Regions from separate parts of the Homo sapiens genome. Here region 1 is linked to region 2. The links are chromatin loops, found by intact Hi-C in ENCODE. Cell type or tissue: sigmoid colon. All regions are shown on one strand. Links, peaks and the distances in the headings refer to the core of each region. The heading gives the core; the rest is flanking DNA.

Evidence for each region. A loop is a pair of places that touch in the nucleus more often than their neighbours do. Peaks named below come from ENCODE experiments on the same cell type or tissue, not always from the same donor. Only the 100,000 strongest peaks of a DNase experiment are listed, where the experiment ranks them.
Region 1: a loop joins it to region 2, with 4 times the contacts of the local background. A loop is called at or near these places in 1 of 110 quality-filtered maps.

Annotation. Positions count from the first base shown.
Region 1 is chr17:62,915,388-62,920,768 of GRCh38, reverse strand. No RefSeq gene overlaps it. Among named protein-coding and RNA genes, the nearest start is that of MIR633, 26 kb to the left of the region's middle. In sigmoid colon, for the core only: no CTCF peak of the experiment used is centred there; no DNase peak of the experiment used is centred there.
Region 2 is chr17:62,817,185-62,822,565 of GRCh38, reverse strand. All of the region lies in intron 1 of MARCHF10-DT (MARCHF10 divergent transcript), which reads right to left. Among named protein-coding and RNA genes, the nearest start is that of MARCHF10-DT, 11 kb to the right of the region's middle. In sigmoid colon, for the core only: no CTCF peak of the experiment used is centred there; a DNase peak (open chromatin) is centred at 2,565; H3K27ac peaks cover 229 bases.

The sequences.
Region 1 (5,381 bases), core at 318-5,317, 98 kb before region 2:
TGAATTCAGAACTTCCTGAATTCCCAAGCCCATAATCTTAGCCCTCAAGCAGTAATACTATAAATAAGGTATAATAAGTATATGTATAATGAGCTATAGTCCAGTTAATTTGTTGCTACTCCTCAAACTAAGCATGCTCATTTTCAATATCTGCTTCCAGCTTCCAGGAGAATATCAAGACAAGATTTCACTATGTAGACTGGATAAAGAAAATGTGCTACATATACACCATGGAATACTATGCAGCCATTAAAAAGCACAAAATCGTGTCTTTTGCAGCAACATGGATGCATCTGAAGGCCATTATCCTAAGCAAACTAATGCAGAAACAGAAAGCCAAATACTGCATGTTCTCACTTATAGGTAGGAGCTAAACACTGGGTATGTGGGGACACAGAGATGGGAACAATGGATACTGGGGACTACTAGAGGGGGAAGCAAGGGAGGTAGGTAAGGGCTGAAAAGCTAGCTATTGGGTACTGTGCTCACTACCCAGTGGGTGACAGATTCATTTCTATTCTAAACCTCAGCATCATGCAATATACCTTTGTAACAAACCTTCACATGTACCCCTTGATTCTAAAATAAAAACTGGAAAATAAATTTTAAGAAGAAAAATATTTCACTATGATGAGTTATAGATTTATTTTTTTATTTTTTTATTTTGAGGTGGAGTTTTGCTCTTGTTGCCCAGGCTGGAGAACAATGGCACGATCTCTGCTCACTGCAAACTCCACCTCCTGGGTTCAAGCAATTTTCCTGCCTCAGCCTCCCGAGAAGCTGGGATTACAGGCATGCGCCACCACACCCAGCTAATTTTTGTATTTTTAGGGGTTTCTCCATTTTGGTCAGGCTGGTCTCAAACTCCCAACCTCAGGTGATCCGCCCACCTCAGCCTCCTAATGCGCTGGGATTACAGGCATGAGCCACCGCGCCCAGCCAGTTATAGATCATTCTTAAGTTATATCTCAGGATGTTGGCAAGTCAAATACCCTTCATGAAGTACCATCTTCCTGCTCTTAGTTGAAAAGGTTTGGCCCCATGTTCCCAAAGCACTTTCATCTCCAGTCAGAGAGTTCTTATAATAAGAACCAATGCCCCTGCACCTCCCAAGGGGAGTTCTCAGCCATGCTCAGTCACGATGACTTCACTTTTACAGTGGGGTCACCTTTGTGGGAGAGTTCAGCCACCAACAGCTGGGCAGCCACAGAAACCATGACTTATCAGGACAGGAGCAGAATAATGAATTACCCACTTGCAAATTCCAAGGGAAGTTTGAAAGCCTGGATTTTTTCCAGGTCTCTTGGTAAGCATCCTAATTTCTGTCAATAAAAAAATTCACTGATCTTTAAAAAAACACAAGCCAGGTTTGTGTTCTACTTTCAGAAGATCTTAGCATTTATGCTGAGCATTATTAGGTAAGCTTTGATAGTTAACTATAAACTCCAAGCTAAACTGTTTGTAGCGAAAGCAGCTATCCCCCCTAGCTCTAATATGGAATTTGTGATGTTTGTGATGAACTTGTCTAAAGCTTATTAGGAACCAAATTGTATACCCCCGAATTCACACATTGAAGCTCTAACCCCCAACGTGACAGTATTTGGAGATGGGGCTTTTGGGAGGTAAGTAGGTTTAAATGAGCTCATAAGGGTAGGACCCTCATGTTGGGATTAGCGCTCCACCCCTTTTTGTTTTGAGACAGGGACTCATTCTGTCACCCAGGATGGAGTGCAGTAGCACAATCATAGCTTGCTGCAGCCTCGACCTCCCAGGCTCAATGGATCCTCCCATCTCAGTCTCCCAAGTAGCTGGGACTACAGGTGCACCACCACAACTGGCTAATTTTTGAATTTTTATTAGAGACAGAGTTTGGCTATGTTGCCCAGGCTGGTCTTGAACTCCTAAGCTCAAGTGATCTGCCCACCTCAGCCCTGCAAAGTGCCGGGATTACAGGTGTGAGCCATTGTGCCTGGCCATTTGCATCCTTATAAGACGAGACATCAGAGAGCTTGCTCTCTCTCTGCCTTGTAAGGACACAGTGACAAGGTGGCTGTCTGTAACCCAAGAAGAGAGCTCCCACTAGAATCTGACCCTGCTGGCACCCTGATCTCAGACTTCCAGTCTCCAGAACTGTGAAAAAAATACATCTCTGTTGTTTAAGCCACACAGTCTATGGTATTTCGTTATGGCAGCCCAAGCTGATTAATATATCTTTAATTATTTAGAAGCACCTATTTGCATGCAAAGATAATTCATAATGTTATAGTTACCATTTGTGTGTTTATTAAGGCAAATCTGACAGAAACTCTCCTTGGCAATACTTTTATGATATTATCATTTGGAAGTGATAAAATTGCCTTTTAAAAAGTTGTATAAGGCTGGGTGCAGTGGCTCACACCTGTAACCCCAGCACTTTGGGAGGCCAAGGTGGGCAGATCGCCTGAGGTCAGGAGTTCAAGACCAGCTTGGCTCACATGGTGAAACCTCATCTCTACTAAAAATACAAAAATTAGCCGGGCATGGTGGTGCACACCTGTAATCCCAGCTACTTGGAACACTGAGGCAGGAGAATCGCTTGAACCTGGCAGGCAGAGGCTACAGTGAGCTGAGATCACGCCACTGCACTCCAAGCTGGGCGACAGAGCAAGACACTATCTCAAAAATTAATAAATAAATAATAAAAAGTCATATAAGGCAACTTTTTCAACAGTTTGGACAGGGTTGTAGCTAATTAGTCAGAATTTGTGAAGTTTTACTCTTTTGACCAAAAACTCCACAGAAATTAATATGTATTATAAAAAATTAAATGTTGTACATGGATACATTCTCATGGCAAGCTTTTGTGTGCATATATATTTTTTTAAACCCAGGAGCATAGATTTAAGTTGCCCTGAATATGTGCTCTGAGATTTTGTGTTTAATCAGAAGAACATTAAAATGGAATGAATTTACATTGATAATCATTGAAGCTGGGTGTTGAGTCTGTATTATATTCAATGTACAAGTCTCTCTACCTTTGTGGATGTTTTAAAATGTTGATAAAACAGAGTTTTAAATGAATACATACATACAAACATATAAGCTACGTAAGAGCTAATGAGGAGACAAATTCACTTTGTAATATATGTGGTTGCTTAGTTGTGTTTTAGTCCATAACTTTTTTAAAAGTGGAAAAGAACAACCTCCTGGCCCCATTTTTTTTAAAGTGCAAACTGTGCCCGCTGATTTGAATGGGAGAGAATGTTTTACGTCTATTTTTACAGCTGCTTATCAGTTTCCTGAGCTGAGTTAGGGTGGAGCACAGGGTTCAAGAATTTCAGGATGGGGGGCCTAGGGGATTGGTTGTTGTGGCTTGAAGATAATGATATCTTCCTAGGCTAACCTCTTGGAGTGAAGACATTTCTCCAGGGGGAAAAATGTAGGGCCTTAAAGATGTCTTCATAGAGTTTACAAAGCAGTTGAAACTTGATAGTCTATGAAGAACTCTGCCAGCCTCGTGGGAAAATGATTTGGTGTTCAATTGTTTTCACTTGGGCACTTTCCCAAACTATGAATGGTTCAGACTAGATAAAGCCTCTCCGTCCCATCCCACCCCTCTTCCACCTAAAATTCCCCAAACCTTTCAATGTGGCAGACTTGCTTCATTCAGGTCTAAGTGGGGCAGGAACCAATCAGGTAATTAATCAAAGTCCACTTTCAGTCTTCTTGCCTGCTGACATCACATCCCGGCTGTGTTCCCTTGGCTTTAGTGTGGAAATGAGAATTTCCACAATTTCAAAGGGAGTGTCTATTACTGTTTGGTTACGAGTGGAATAATTATTCAGGTTCTTGACCTCTTTGCACAATCTGGATTTCCATGCCTGTGAGGTATGCAACGAGCTGAGGACTTTATGGGAAGTTGAAAATTGAAGAGTTTTTTTTTTTTTTTTTTTTTTTTGCAGTTTTCATTTTACTCATAACCTAGTTTTAGGCTGGAGATGTGGGTGGTGAGCATCCAGGACCTTTGTAAGGAATTACGCAATCTATTAGAATTACACAGAGTGGTTAGAAAAGCACCTATAGCCCACTTTTAAAAGGCGTTTTATCATATTGACTCTAAAACCCTGGAAATTTCTTCAGGGGATGGAATTATTAACACTGTTCCTTGATGGAAAGGAAGAATTTTCAAAACCATTAAATACTCATTGCCCCGAGAGTTCAGAGGGTAAAAGGGGAAAGGGAGACCAGGGTGATTGACTAAGGGGGTGAGGAAATGCTTTGGCTTTGGGTCTTGTCAACCACTATTGGTTCAAAGATTTGGACCCCAGACCCAGGAAAGATTCCAAGATTTGGGGGATTGAGTTGGTGTAACTGTTAGATTTATCACAACAAATTTTTCATCAGAAACTTTCGTTAAAATAAAAGCATACATTAAGGTCATCTCAGGACACCCTGTCTCAGAGGACAGGGTGATAAAGAGTAGTTCGGTTAAATTTGGTGGTGCAGGAAGGCCAAGAATGTGGCATTTGAGGCCCAAATATTGGGAAGAAGCCCACTGTGGCAGATCCAGGGAATTCATAATCCAAGGAGAGGGAGGGAACAGTTAGAACAGTCCCTTTGTCTTCCCAGATTTTTGTCTTTTTGTTTTGTTTTTCTAAACAGGATCTCACTCTGCCACCCAGGCTAAAGTGCAGTGGTGTAATCACGGCTCACTGCAGCCTTGAACTCCTGGGCCCAAGTAATCCTCCCACGTCAGCCTCCCCAGTAGCCGCGACCACAGGCATGTACCACCATGCCCGGCTAATTTTTTATTTTTTGTAGAGACAAGGTCCCACTATGTTGCCCAGGCTGGTCTCAAACCCCTGGGCTCAAGCAATCCTCCTGCCTCAGCCTCCCAAAATGCTGAGATTACAAGTGTGAGCCACCGTACCTAGCTCTTCCTAGATTTTTAAGGTAAATTTGTTGTCTATGGCTTCATCATCAAGAACCGTATTTTGAGAACTCATAAGATAATGTGGCAATGTGATGAGGTAGTTGGGAAAAGTTATACAGAAATTTATGAGTCATAATGGTCCCAGACTTCAAGGAGCTTATCTTTCATGAATTTATTTCACTATTTTTTTTTTTTGAGACGGAGTCTCACTCTGTCGCCCAGGCTGGAGTGCAGTGGCGCGATCTCGGCTCACTGCAAGCTCCGTCTCCCGGGTTCACACCATTCTCCTTCCTCAGCCTCCCTAGTAGCTGGGACTACAGGCACCCGCCACTACGCCCGGCTAATTTTTTTGTTTGTATTTTTAGTAGAGACAGCGTTTCGCCGTGTTAGCCAGGATGGTCTTGATCTCCTGACCTCGTGATCCACCCGCCTCAGCCTCCCAAAGTGTTGGGATTACAGGCGTGAGCCA
Region 2 (5,381 bases), core at 146-5,145:
TAATTTCTGTATTTTTAGTAGAGACAGGGTTTCGCCATGTTGGCCAGGCTGGTCTTGAATCCTGACCTCAAGTGATCCGCCCGCCTTGACCTCCCAAAGTCCTGGGATTACAGGCATGAGCCACTGTGCCTGGCCGCAACTTTGTTTTTCATCACTGGTCTCTCCCAGGCTTCAAAGCAGTTGTTGCTGTAGTCTTGTGGCATTTCTAGCCAAAAGGTCTGAGACTAGCAGTTATCGGCCCTCATCCTGCCTTATCATATAGCCACAATAGTGGGCAGGGAAGGGAAAACATGTAAGGCTGGGCGCTTGGAAGTAGGGCCAGCTTAAAGTACAGAAAAAGTGGGCAACCATCCAGAAAATGTGCACTCGGGTGTAGGAGCCTCCAACATACTATGAAGCTCTCCTGCTGAGCTGGCAAAAGCTCTTTTAGCTTGAGGCTTCCAGGTACATGTGCCCAGGTGTACCCTGTATGAGCCATTTATACCGTAGTGCGAATACTTTTCAGATCAATTTGATTCAATAAATATTGATTATGCATAGCTGCCCTAAGCAGATTTTGAAAAGGCTGTTGGGAGCTTCCTTCCAGACAGGGAGGGAAAGGGCGCAGACAGGAAGGCTGGGAGAGTTGACAACAAACGTCATCTAGCTCAAGGTCTAGCCAGTGTTTGGTGCTGCTGAGAAATGCTTCCTCTCAGAGGGAACTGACGCGCCAGCACCCACCACTGAATGGGGCCTCCAGCAATTCTTGGAGGCCTTTCACCATCCCTCACCGTGAGAACCTTCCTTTTCCTCTCCTTCATCTCCCCTGTGCCCCCACCACCACCCAGGCCCACATCTACCTCTATCGTAGAGCTTACTCTATGGCCTTGTTTACTTTCCTACCTCCCCGCTAGCACAAAGACCGAATATTATTCCTCTGTGAATCCGCAGAACCTCGAACAGTACTTAGCACTTAAGTGCTTGATCAGCGTTTGATGAATGAATACATGATTTTGCCTTCCCACCTCATGCAGCACGAGGAGGGGGATGCTAAGAGAGCCTAGCATCCCCACCACCATGGCATTTGGGGTGAAGGAGGTTGCAAACACCTGCATCAAACTGTGCCAGCATTTTTCAACGCTGGACACAACATTTTGAAACAAAGGTGAAGGGGAAGAGGCATAGGACAGGTCAGGGCATGCGGTATTACCACCCATGTGCACACATACCCATTCATATGCTGCCAAAATGTTGCTCTACCCTTTCCCAAGCACCCCTGTTACTGTTTAACCCAACCTCAGTAGCCTTCTAAGAGAAAGACCATTATAATGACTTGATCTGCATTAAAATAAAAAACAAAGTATGTCAAAACTTTTTCCCACAATCATAGGGCTATCACACTTTTTAACAAACTAAACCTCCACCATATCCCAGCGTTCGATATACTGCAAGTAAGTGCCTGGCACTCAGAAAGCTCAAGGTTCCAGCAACAGTTGTGTGGCCTTGGATAAGGAACACAGGGAGACTCTTTGTCCTCTTGTTTCTTCAGTGTATTAAAGGGAGATAGTGGTATATTCAAAGGGCATGAAAAAAGCTTAACATGAGTCTGCATGGAGCTCTTTGAAATGCATGAAGGGCACTACAGTGGATAAATTCAACACTTGTCCTAGTGTTCACTCAGAACCCTTGTCCGGACATTTATAAAATCCCTCTGTGGACATGTACACACACACACACACACACACACACACACACACACACACACACGCGCATGCATGCACGCACGCACATACACAAATATATCTAAAAGTGCTTAATTGTTTTTAAAATGTTTAAGTAAATACATTGTAATGATTATAAGGCCTCTGTACAATGTATCTAAGGCAAGCCTGCCAGGATAAGAGCTATTTGAGAAACTAAATCACATCATTGAAAGAATAGCAATGAGGCAATTGATGAAATATTGCATTAGCAGTGGCCTCTGACCCCATGTAATGCCAACCAAATGCTTTTTCCTCTCTTTGTAATTTAATCATTTTTCAATTAAATTAATTTCTTAAAATCACTCAGATAAGCCGCCTGTATTAAACACACACACGCACAAACACACACACAACTTCAGGTGTAGGTGAAATAAAGGACACTCTGCAATCACAATCACTGTGTTGTGATTCTGCTCCATTCTGGAAATGAATGATATCCTGTTTCCTTTTTTCTATATCTGACGAGAATTTTGCATAACTTCTTCCTGCTACAGTGTGAAGTCAAAGGCCCCCAAATACCCCCCAAGACAGAGACCCAGTCGCCACAATATAAAATTATGAAAGTACAGCCATAAGAGGCCCATAGCATGTTTGCTGGACAGACTGACTGGTTATTTTTAAAAGTTTACTTTAATACAAATGAACTGGCTGGGAAGGTGGCTTTGTAAAGGGAGCAACTCAGAAGAGTGCTAACAAGCCCGCCCCGCACGTCTGTGCTCAGGCTTGCTGGGAGAGCTTACTCCACACACATCCAGGAATTTGTTTGAGGACAGAGCGTGGTTAGGTCATGTTTTAAGAATGTTCTCTCATTATCCTGACTCAGAGGGCGCCGTGAGCCACAGAAGGGACGTTGCACAGTGATACCTTCTGTTCTGTCTGGTTTTCAAGAACTGCCTCACTGTACTGATGGCTGGAGACTGATGTCGCTCGAGGTTAACTCCTTCACGTCTTCTTTTTTACAGGGCTACAGGAAGAGCCCTTTTTCCTGTTGACATTTTTCAAACTTTGTAACCTAGGGGTTAGGCTTGTTAAGGGAGGGGAGGAGAGTGTCTAGGAGCAGTGACTGGAAACAGAGAAGAGACTACATGGAAGCAGAAGAGAGAACCAATTGAAAAGTCTGTAAAACCAGCCAAGAAATCTGTTCGGGAAAATAGAAACCTAAGAGCTGTGGTTTGGCAAGGAACTTTGACTCTTAATGAGAAAGGCAGAGAGAAGAGAAGGAGAGGAAGGATGGAGAGGGGAGGGGAAAGGAGAGAAGAGGAAGGACAGGCGGAGATCAAAAGAGAAAGAAAAGAGAGGGGAGTAAAAGGAGCAAGACCCAGGATGCAACAAAGAGGGACATCAGTAAGGGACATTATGAGGATTGCATTGGAACAAGAGGCTGGAAGTTAAAAATCAGGATATGCGGCCGGGTGCGGTGGCTCACACCTGTAATCCCAGCACTTTGGGAGGCCGAGACGGGCAGATCACCTGAGGTCAGCAGCCTGACAAATATGATGAAACCCTGTCTCTACTAAAAATACAAAAATTAGCCAGGCATGGTGGCATGCACCTGTAATCCCAGCTACTTGGGAGGCTGAGGCAGGGAGAATCACCTGAATCCGGGAGGCGGAGGTTGCAGTGAGCCAGATCGCGCCCGTTGCACTCCAGCCTGGGCGACAAGAGCAAAACTCAGCATCAGAAAAAAAAAAATCAGGCTATGCTACCCAACATGGAACATCTGGTCATGTGTGTGTCCCAGAACTGGGGAAAATTTCTTTGATAATTCATATTTGATCATGTCTCATGCTGATGGACAAGCTCATGCTTGAGTGACATTTTGATGTTTCATCAAAGGCTGTAGTAGGGATCACGAGGTCATAACTACCAATTCTAGTGGGGAACCTTCTCATGGGTCTCTACAATATGCTCCAGACGATATATCAGATGCACACACACACGCGCATATACGTGCATGCACATACGTACGCACAGAGGAATGCACATACACTTTAAAGCCATTCCATGGCTTTCCATTGTGCTTAGAATAAAACCTGACTCCAACTCTCACAACCTCACCAGGCTTCCCTCACAATAGTCTTCCAGCCACACCTTAAGCTTTCTTGAATCCCCTGAGCTTTCTCTCACCTTACAATCATCTCAGTCCTGTTTTCTCCACCCCCGGAGGCTGGCTTCTCTTCATCCTTCAGGTCTCACACAGAGAGGTCATCTTTGACCACCTGTGTAAATAGGGTCTCCCTGCTCCTCCCAATATTCTCTGTTGTGGCACTCTATTAGTGTCCTGGCACTCATTAGCATTTGTCAGTCAGTGTTTATTTATTTTTTAAATTTTTTTAATTTTTAATTTTTGTGGGTACATATTAGGTATATATATTTATGGGGTACGTGAAATGTTTTGACACAGGCATGCGATGTGTAATAATCACATCATGGAGAATGGCAAATCCAGCCCCTCAAGCATTTATCCCTTGTGTTACAAACAATCTAGTTATACTCTTTCAGTTATTTTTATTTATTTATTTATTTATTTGAGACGGAGTCTTGCTCTGTCTCCCAGGCTGGAGTGCAGTGACGCGATCTCGGCTCACTGCAAGCTTCGCCTCCCGGGTTCATGCCATTCTCCTGCCTCAGCCTCCTGAGTAGCTGGGACTACAGGCACCCACCATCACGCCCAGCTAATTTTTTGTATTTTTAGTAGAGACAGGTTTTCACCGTGTTAGCCAGGATGGTCTCGATCTCCTGACCTCGTGATCCACCTGTCTCGGCCTCCCAAAGTGCTGGGATTATAGGCATAAGCCACCATGCCCGGCCCTTTTTTAGTTATTTTAAAATGTACAATTAAGTTATTATTAATTGACAAGTTATTATAGTCACCTTGTTGTGCTATCAGATGGTAGGTCTTATTCCTTCTATTTTTTGTACCCATTAACATGATCCTCCTTCCTTCCACCCCCTCCCCACTATCCTTCCCAGCCTCTGGTAACCATCCTTCTACACTTAATGTACATGAGTTTAATTGTTTTGATTTTTAGATCCCACAAATACGTGAGAACATGCAATGTTTGTCTTTCTGTGCCTGGCTTATTTCACCTAACATGATCTCCAGTTCCATCCATGTTGCTGAAAATGACAGAATCTTATTCTTTTTTTATGGCTGAATAGCACTCCGTTGTGTATATGTACCACATTTTCTTTATTTATTCATCTGTTGATAGACACTTAGACTGCTTCCAAATCTTAGCTTTGTCAGAGGCCTGGCACAGTGGCTCACACCTGTAATTCCAACACTTCGGGAGGCCGAGGCAGGTGGATCCCTAGAGGCCAGGAGTTCGAGACCAGCCTAGCCAACATGGTGAAACCCCGCGTCTACTAAAAATACAAAAATTAGCCAAGTGTGGTGCTGGGTGCCTGTAGTCCCAGGTACAGGAGGCTAGGGCACGAGAATTGCTTGAACCCAGGAGGCGGAGGTTGCAGTGAGCCGAGATTGTGCCACTGCACTCCAGCCTGGGTGACAGAGTAAGGCTCTGTCTCAAAACAAAACAAAACAAAATCCTAGCTATTGTGAACAGTGGTGCAATAAACATGGAGTGCACATATCTCTTCAATATACTGATTTCCTTTCTTTTGGATATATACCCA